3 separate regions of the Homo sapiens genome follow, and regions 2 and 3 are each linked to region 1. The links are chromatin contacts, found by Hi-C or POLR2A ChIA-PET in ENCODE. All regions are on one chromosome and are shown on one strand. Each heading gives the region's core, a stretch centred on a gene start or an enhancer-like site at or near the end of the contact. The rest is flanking DNA. Distances are from core to core; before and after follow the strand shown.

Region 1 (3,018 bases), core at 330-2,829:
GTCCAATATACATATGACCAATTAACACCAAATACCTCATTGTAGTTGCTTATTTGTTGGTCTTCCTCATCTGCTAACTGAGGCTTGTTGAGGGCAGGAACCCTTTCTATTTTCCTCACAAGTATTTCCTGGGTCTAACAAGACCTAAAACACGCACTCAGCATTCAATATTTTTTTGCTGAATGAATGAATGAATAAAGTAAAAACAAAACTTTCAGAAAGTGAAGCCTTAAGGAAATTCATTTGTACAACATAATGTCACATACTACCATACAAATTCCTTAATTCAGTGTCATTAATTCCATTTTAAATGTGCTGCCTTCTCTACTTCAACAAAGGTATTTTACGCACTTGACAAAGCAAAAGCTTGGATTATCTTCCTCTGTTGGAGCTACCAGGGACCTCTTTTACAAGTAAGATAGCTGCATTTTAATTCTGATTGTCACAAATTCATCCCAAATGCCCGCACGAGGTTTAATTACCACCACAACTTGGAGGTGGGGGCGGAGGGTGGGTGGGGAGGTGTTGGTAGAGAAGTAATGGTTAAGGCAAAAACAATCCTGTATTAAGAGTACCACATGAAACCTGGAAAACACGATTCCTTGAACAGATTAATTCCAGAAAATAGCTGCCAGCAGGAGAAAGAAGAGGTAAGCGCCTTGCCTTTCCCAACAGCAAAAGGTGATACTAGACAATACCAGGGAGTGATAAAAGGCCAGCAACTACCTAGCGACAGAAGGAGGAAACACACCAGACCAGAACTAAAGCGGATAGCGGTTAGAAACGCCCAGTAAGGGTGCCAGAAACCACTTTCAGGTATGTGGAGAAGGAAGTCAAGGGAGAAAAAGGGAAAGGAAATCGTTGTTTAGGGTATAACTTACAATGATGATGATTTTTTTTTTTTTTTTTTTGAAGAAAGAGGGAAGACAGCACTTGAAAGGAAAGAGGGTAAAGAAGAGGAAGGGAGGTTACAATTGAGAGCACTGCAGAAGGAAGCGATGCAGATGTTGCCGCCCGGCTCTGGCAGTCCGAAGGAGCAACCCCACGCATAGGTGGGTGGCAACGCCCTGCTCCGCTGCCCCCCGCTCGGTGTCCCGAGCCATCTCCTCTGCAGCCCGCGGGGCGCTGGGTGGGCACAGGAAAGAGCAGACTGTGTGGGGGAGGCGACGGCGTTTGCCGGGCTGACCAGGTACCCACCTTATCCCAGCGGAGCCACTGCCCGATGGCCGTGTCCAGCTGAGGGTCCCCGGTGTGGTAGGGGGCGTGGAGCAGGTTGGAGTTCAGATCCCCCTCTGTGTTTTCAGCCATGGCGACCAGACAGGCGTACGGGCCGGGGGCCGGCGAAGACACTGAGTTGGGGTGGGGGGTGGCTTGGGGTTCGCTCACCAGGGTCCAGGCGTCCCCACCTCACTGAAGGGCATCGGAGACCAACCGCAGGGTGTTCGTAACAGCTCCTGCCGCGGCGTCAGGGAACCGGGAGAGAGGGGGTTTATGGCCGCCTGCTCCCCAGCGGACCAGGTCCGGGTCTCTGGGCGAAGTGACTGAGGCGGTCGCGCCGCGAGAGAACAACAGTCCCAGATGTCTGGGTCCTGGCTCCGCCGCCGCCGCCGCCGCCCGCCCCGCCTACGGCCCCGCCCCGCGCCTTAGGCCCCGCCCCTTCCCGCCCTTGCTGATTTAAGTCCCCGAAGTTCTAGACTGGAGCCCGGGAGCGCGCTCCCCACGCCTCCGAAGTAGTGGGGGTTTACAGCCCGTCCGGGTGGTGAGGCAATAGTGCACGGTTCTTTTTATTTTTTAATTTGCCAAGGGTCTCCTTTCCTCGATCTGCTCTCACGGCTACCACTAGCAAGCTGCCTTTGCGCTTGCCCTGCAGGTCCCCAGCGCGCGCGCAGGCCCCCAGTTTCTCTTGGGGGCACGCGCCGGTTGGGGGAGGAGGGGCAGTGCGAGCTGTCCGCGCACTGCCTCACGGGAGTTGTAGTTCTTTCCTTTGTCTGAGCTCAGCGGAGACCGCCGCCGAGACTACGACTCCCAGCAGCTCCGCGTTCCCCCTTTCCTCAAAAGAAAAAGATCTACCTCGAGGTAGTTCCCTACAGACACGCCCTATCCCTATTAGTTATGCTGCGCTGTGTGGCCCTGGCATTAAATTAAACAAGGAATGACATAGTAAGGGGACAAAGTGGTATCCGTTTAGTGCTGTGCAGTTTACGAATCGCGTTCTATCGCCTCAATCCCTCAGTAAGGTACAGGGGCGTAGTCCTTTTCCGTTTCACACACAAAGAAGAAACTGACTCCCTGAGACACCTCTCCTAAGAGGCCGAGTTCGTGAGCGGTCAAACTAGGGTTCCAATCTCATTTCAGATCCCCTCAGCTGGCAGTTATTTTATTAGGTCGGTGCAAAAGTAATTGCTGTTTTTGCCATTAAAAATAATGGCATTAAAAGTAATGGCAAAAACGGCAATGACTTTTGTACCAATCTAATATCTCTGCTGCTATAGTAAACTAGGAGGTAGGGAGAACAAGATTACTGGAAAATAGATAAGGAAGTTGTTGAGGGAAGATGGTCGGCATTTAACCTAAATATAAGAATGTATAAGCATCACAAGATACCAAGAGCAATGGTAATGGGAATACGGAGGAAAAGGAAATTGGTTCACCCAAATTGAAATAGTCTTCCGTTACTTCTTAGCCGTCTCTCCTATGGAAAGCTCACCTAAGTTGAGGTCTGGGAAATGCTGAGAAGTGCTGACCTGTCAGCCACCTAGCTACTCCTCCGTTTCTTGGTTTGGCCTTCTTAGAATGGCTATGATTTTGGGCAAGTACATTACAACTCTTTCCCTAGTCAGCTTTTTTGTAAGGAAGGTATGATAATATTTACATCATGGCTGTACAGTAACTTAATAAATGGCATTAGGCTGCTTTGAGGTTCACAGATAAAAGACATATTAAGTTCAAAGTATTACTTTATTTCCTTTAAAGTGCCATTTACCATAATAAAATTCAAACTACCAAGGTACAAAAGGA
Region 2 (3,018 bases), core at 240-2,739, 450 kb before region 1:
GAGGAGCTGGGCTTGAGAGGTTGTCTAGGAAGCAGAATGGACTGAGCTTGGTGACCAGTTGGATTTGGGATGTGCATGGAAAACAGGGCTCTGCTGTACTCAGAGAGGTGGAGCATAACTCCCTCACTGTAAGGGTGGGCCGCACAGTGACTGCCTTCCAAAGAGTGCAATACAGCAAGTGGGGAAGGAGGGCTGGCGCGGTGGCTCACGCCTGTAATCCCAACACTTTGGGAGGCTGAGGTGGGTGGATCACTTGAGGTCAGGAGTTTGAGACCAGCCTGGCCAACATGGTGAAACCCCGTCTCTAGTAAAAATAACAAAAATTAGCCGGGCATGGTGGCACATGCCTGTAATCTCAGCTACTTGGGAGGCTGAGGCAGGAGAATCGCTGGAACCCGGGAGGCAGAGGTTGCAGTGAGCTGAAATTGTGCCACTGCACTCCAGCCTGGGCGATGGAGTGAGACTCCATCTCAAAAAACAAAAACAAACAAACAAAAAGAAAAACACCAAACAAATTCCAATTGCAGGACATTCTACAAAACACCTGACCATTATTACTTAAACTGTCAAGGTCATCAAAAACATGGAAAGTCTGAGAAACTGTCACAGTCAGGAGGCACCAGAGGAGATGCAACAGCTAAGTGTAACGTGGCATCCTGGATGGGGTCCGGAACAGAAATAAGATATTAGGTTAAAACAACTAGTAAATCTGAATAAAATGTGGATTTTAGTTAATAATAATGTATCAATATTGGTCATTATTTGTGACAAATGTACCATACTAATGTAAGATGTTAATAATAGGGGAATGTGAATGCAGTGGCTCACACCTGTAATCCCAGCACTTTGGGAGGCCAAGCCGAGCCCAAGAGTTCAAGACCAGTCTGGGCAACATGGTGAAACCCCATCTCTACAAAACATACAAAAATTAGCCAGGCATGGTAGTGCACGCCTGTGTCTCAGCTACTTGGAAGGCTGAGGTGGAAGAATCCCTTGAGCCTGGGAGGTTGAGACTGCAGTGAGGTGTGATCCTGCCACTGCCCACCAGCCTGGGTGACAGAGTGAAGACCCTGTCTCAAAAACATGATAATGATAATAATAATAATAAAATAGGAGAATGTGGATGTGAGGTATATGGGAACTCTCTGTACTGTCTTCTCAACTTTTCTAAACTCTAAAACTGTTCTAAAATAAATGTATTTTTAAAAAATTAGCCAAATGCATTTCTTCTAAAACCTTTTTATTAAAACTAATTACTGCTCTCTTTAAAAACAAAAACAAAATAAAACAGAGCCCTGTGAGTCTTCAATTTCCGAGTTGAGTGACCTTTCACAGGGTCGCAGAATCAGCCCCAGCTCTCCCCCAGTCCTTTCACTGACTCCTCTCTGTGGCAGAGCTGAAATTTGTTTAGGGAAGTGGGACTACAACTCCCAGAGTGCACCTGTGCGGTTGTCAGGAGCAACCAAGGAAGCCAACTAACAGCCTTGCTAGAGTCTGAGGACTATCCAGGGCCTGACTGCCAGCTAGCCAGCCATGGGCCAGGATTATTACTCTGTGCTCGGGATCACTCGCAATTCAGAGGATGCCCAGATCAAGCAGGCGTAAGTTGGGGTGGGAGCCAGGCCTTAGGGGTGTGCTGGGGCAGGCCCTGCCCTCTTCTCTTCCAAAACGAGCTTTCCTGCACAGCTTAGCGCAGACAAGGTAAACCTTGTTCCTCCTTTCACTTCTTGCATACCTGTATCCTGGCTTTGGTCTGGGTCAGGGCCCAGGTTGGAAATTTGAACTCTTTAGTTCCTCAATCTGCTCCCAACCCATCTCCCTTTATGCTCCATGCCCTATATCCTCTCCTGGGTGCCTTGCTTTTCCCAGCAATGAAGTGGGGACAAAGGAGCCATTTGAACTTTATCTTGAATATTATGGAGAACCAGAGGCTTGTGAACAAGGGAGTGGCCAGGCCAGATGGATGTTTTAAATTCAATTCTGGCCATGATGGAGGTTTTCAGCATTGACTAAACTACATTCCTGAATACTTCCATCGGATCTTAAGGACGTTCTGGCTCGTTCCTAAGAAAGCCTACAACAGGAGTCAGTACATTTTTCTGAAAACATGTTTTTGTTTTTTGTTTTGAGACGGAGTCTTGGTCTTGTTGCCCAGGCTGGAGTGCAATGGCGTGATCTCGGCTCACCGCAACCTCCACCTCCTGGGTTCAAGCGATTCTTCTGCCTCAGCTTCCCAAGTAGCTGGGATTACAGGCATGCACCACCATGCCCAGCTAATTTTGTATTTTTAGTAGAGATGGGGTTTCTCCTTTTTGGTCAGGCTGGTCTCAAATTCCCGACCTCTGGTGATCCACCCGCCTCAGCCTTCCCAAGTGCTGGGATTATAGGTGTGAGTCACCGCACCTGGCCAAAAACATGTTTTTTTTTTTAACAAATATTTATTGAGCGTCTACCACAAGGGTTGAGAGGGTACTTCACTCCTGCTGCAGTGGTAGCAGCTGGAGATAAATGTCGGAATCCGACATCGACACTCCCTTACCTCATGCAGCTAGATTTTGTTGCTGAATAGATGTTGAATAAGTCACCACAACTGTGATGAGTGTTACAGAAGAGGAAGTATGGGGGGCTGTGGAAGTTATCTTGGAAGGAGAGAGACCCTTTAGGAGGCTGTTCGTGGTAATCAAGGCAAAAGATGAGGCCAGAGAAAGGGGAGGGAATGGACTTGGTAATTAAGTGGATCACTGGAGGGTGAAGAAAAGAGGAGTCCAGGATAACTCAATCAATTAAGTTAGGCAGTGACAATAGGTGTATGTTTTGAGTGTGTAGGTGCTGTTCTGAGAACTTTCCATCACTGTTTAACCCTCACAACAGCCCTGAGAATTAAGTGCCATTATTATCCCACAAGTGCACTAGTAAATGGTGGAGCCAGTGTTCAGATATCAGGCCTCCCAGAGTTGCCAGTCATGGGCCTATTCCTGGGCCAGGTCCTGTAGGGGATCAGTGGCATAAGTGGAGAGT
Region 3 (3,018 bases), core at 376-2,875, 390 kb before region 1:
TCACTCTGTTACCTGGGCTGGAGTGCAGTGGTGCAATCCAGGCTCACTGCAGCCTTGACCTCTTGGACTCAAGTGACCCTCCCACCTTCAGCCTCCCGAGTAGCTGGGACTACAGGTGTGCATCACCATACCCAGCTAATTTTTTATTTTTTGTAGAGATGGGGGTCTCTCTATGTTGCCTATTCTGGTCTTGAACTCTTGGCCTCAGCGTGATCACTTGACAAGAGGGGCAGTTCTTAGCCACTCATGGAAAATGGAATGGATGGACACAGACTCAGGTCAAAAGCCCACCTTGGGGCTCTAGAACTTTCAGTAGTCAAGCTGCGGGAGGAGGGAAAGCCACAGTGGTGGGCACAGGTAGGAGGTGCCTTGAGGCCAGCACTCCCCAATCTTCTTCCCAATTCACTCCAGACTCTCCTAGACCCCTAGCAGCCGGCAGCCTTTTGCCACTGGCCAGTGGAGGAAGAAGTCAAAAGTGGAACCCTCATTACTGTAGCTCTGCTGGGGCTCCTGAGGGATGGGATGTTCTAGTCAGCATGGTCCATTAATGTTTGCTGGTTGCTTCTTGCACCAGATACCGTGCTGAGGGCTTTACAGACACTGACTGATTTGATCCCTTCATAAGGCTACAAGTAGTTGCTATTATTATTCTCATTTCGTAAACCAGGGACCTGAGGCTTCCAGGGCTTTTGCTAGTCATACAGCTGAAGTGCTGGAGCTGAGATTGGTGCCCACGTTTGTCTGACATCTGAAGCTGCGCCTGTTTCACTGCCCAGAGAGTCTCAGACTTCAGGGAGAGCCAAGGATCCCTTGAGCTGCTTGTTTACAGAGCAGATTCTCAGCTCTCAGCCCCAGAGATCCTGATTTAGGTCTGGGGTGGGGCCTAGGAATCTGCATTAGGAAAACTCCCTGTGGTAGCTCTGAAGCAGGGGAAGAGGACCCCATTTTGAGACATCCTACCCAACACCAGTTGCCTCCCCAACTCCAACCCACCCTCCCGGCAAAGCCTTCACAGCAGCCCACTGAAGAAGCCGTCTGGGCAGAGACCATGGGCTCTGTAAAGCTCCCAGCAAATGACCTGGACCACGCCTCAGGTCAGAAGTGCCCCTGTCATCCCTACTCAGGAAGAGGGCCCCAGGGTCCTCATGGAAAGAGAGGGATTTATGCTCTGGAGGAATCGCAGAGATTCTGGGGCAGGCAAAGAAGAAAGCCACTTCCTGTCTATGGGGATTTGCAAAATCCCACCAGAGGCAGCCAGCAAGGCAAAGGGGGTGTGAGTCTTGAGTGAGTGACACGGGTGTTGGGTTCAAGCCCCAGCCCTGCCACAGTACCCTCATCAAGGCCACAGCTCCCTTTTCATAAGGTGGCGGCTGGACTGAATCTCTATCAGGTCTGACAAGCTGCAGCTAGTGAGCCCTGACTGCTCGGGGCTGCTCTCTGAAAGCCTCCAATGAAAGGGAGAACAAGGAGAAGGGAGAGGGAGAGGGGAAGGGATGAGGGAGGAGAAAGGGGTCTTACCTGTGAGTCCTGCCACGGCAGGGGCAGCACAGGGGCTCCCTAGGGCTCCATCCCAGGAGGTGGCAGCAGGGATTGGATGGCCCCTCCTTGTCATTCACTGTTGTCTCTGCTGCTTCTGGCTTGGCACTGGTCTTATACACACGGGCTGACCTGAAACCTTATCCTAGAGAAGTTGGTTGACAGCCTGATCACTTGACAAGAGGCTGGCTGGTGAGGGCAGTGAGGTGAGAGGGGAGGTGAGTGAGTTCCAGATCTGGTTCAGTCCTCTTGACTTGGGGTGCTTTAATATAGCTCCTTTAAGCTGTGGACGCTTCCTTGGTGACAAGGGTGTATGGGGGGGTGGACCTGCTGCCACTTTTGAGTCCAAAGGTCAAGGCCTCCCACGATAGGCTGGGCACAGCTCTCCCAGGTCTCTTAATAATAATGTCATTTCTTTGTGCCTACTATGTGCTAAATATTTTACATACATTACTACTATTTTCCACAATCCTATGAGATAGGTACTATTAGGATTCTATTTTTTTTACTTTTTTTTTTTGTAATTTAAAATTTTTTAGTAGAGACGAGGTCTTGCTGTGTTCCCCAGGCTGGTCTTGAACTCCTGGGCTTAAGTGATCCTCCTGCCTCAGTCTGGCAAAGTGCTGGGATTATAGGTGTGAGCCACTGCACCCGACCTAATTTTTTTTTTTTAAATTACAGATTTATTGATATAGAATTCACATACCGTACAATTCATCTGTTTCAAGTGCACAATTCAAATGGTTTTTAGTATATTCTGAGTGGCACAACCATCAACACAATCTATTTTAGAACATTTTCATCACCCTCTCACCCTGGAAAAACTCCATACACATTGGTAGTCACCTCCCTTCCCCCGCTCCCCAGCCTCAGGCAACCACTAATCAATCTACTTTCTGTCTCTATAAATTTGCCTGTTCTGAACACTTCCTAGAAATGGAATCATCCAATATGTGCTTGTTTGTGACTGGCTTCTTTCACTTAGTATAGTAATGCTTTCAAAATTCATCCATGTTGGAGCCTGTATCAGTATTTCGTTTCTTTTTAGTGCTGGGGATCCTAAAATCTTACCACTTATTTTACTGAGGAGGAAATGGAATCTCAGGGAAGTCATGTAGCCAGCACGTGGCGGGGCCTGACTCCAGCCTGTAAACTGTAAGGCATTTTGGGCTTATCTACTGTGACCACCATTCTCTCCAACATGACACTTGGAGGCTTTAGCATGGACACTGCTGGAGCCAAGGGAGCTGGGACCTGGTGGAAGGGTGCCCCACAGAAGCTACTGGAGGCTCCATCTGTGGGCACTCAGAGTAAGGGCTGGGCACAGCTGAATCGGGCCCCAGGTGATGGGGGAAGGGGAGAAGAAGAAGAGAAGGGAGGGGAGGAGTGAGAAGCAGAAGGGAGGGAAGGAAAGGGAGTTAACTGGGTAGGGCAGAGGAGGAGTAGGCAGAAGTCTTTTCTGGACTGGGGCACAGAGCCAGC

Evidence for each region. Hi-C counts contacts between places; a loop is a spot of excess contacts on that map. ChIA-PET counts read pairs that join two places held with the same protein, here RNA polymerase II (POLR2A). Pooled maps may share reads with other maps.
Region 2: a loop to region 1 is called in a pooled map, with 5 times the contacts of the local background. The contact joins the promoter of DNAJB13 here to the promoter of PGM2L1 in region 1. A Hi-C loop is called at or near these places in 1 of 168 maps with a recorded cell type or tissue (endothelial cell of umbilical vein), 3 of 37 single-sample maps with no recorded cell type and 10 of 50 pooled maps. POLR2A ChIA-PET finds 5 or more read pairs at or near these places in 2 of 52 experiments (WTC11 and naive thymus-derived CD4-positive, alpha-beta T cell).
Region 3: a pooled map shows a loop between it and region 1 (5-fold over the local background). The contact joins the promoter of UCP3 here to the promoter of PGM2L1 in region 1. A Hi-C loop is called at or near these places in 2 of 50 pooled maps. POLR2A ChIA-PET finds 5 or more read pairs at or near these places in 3 of 52 experiments (AG04449, T-cell and activated T-cell).

Annotation. Positions count from the first base shown.
Region 1 is chr11:74,396,854-74,399,871 of GRCh38, forward strand. It overlaps PGM2L1 (phosphoglucomutase 2 like 1), which reads right to left and starts at 1,580. Exons shown (of 14, transcript NM_173582.6): 1 at 1,198-1,580. The coding sequence starts at 1,308. MIR548AL (microRNA 548al) reads left to right here and starts at 2,384; the gene lies at 2,384-2,480. RefSeq lists enhancers at 1-230, 1,322-1,943, 1,675-2,044, 1,944-2,564.
Region 2 is chr11:73,949,537-73,952,554 of GRCh38, forward strand. It overlaps DNAJB13 (DnaJ heat shock protein family (Hsp40) member B13), which reads left to right and starts at 1,490. Exons shown (of 8, transcript NM_153614.4): 1 at 1,490-1,601. The coding sequence starts at 1,534.
Region 3 is chr11:74,007,460-74,010,477 of GRCh38, forward strand. It overlaps UCP3 (uncoupling protein 3), which reads right to left and starts at 1,626. Exons shown (of 7, transcript NM_003356.4): 1 at 1,519-1,626. RefSeq lists a silencer at 921-1,101 and an enhancer at 1,235-1,874.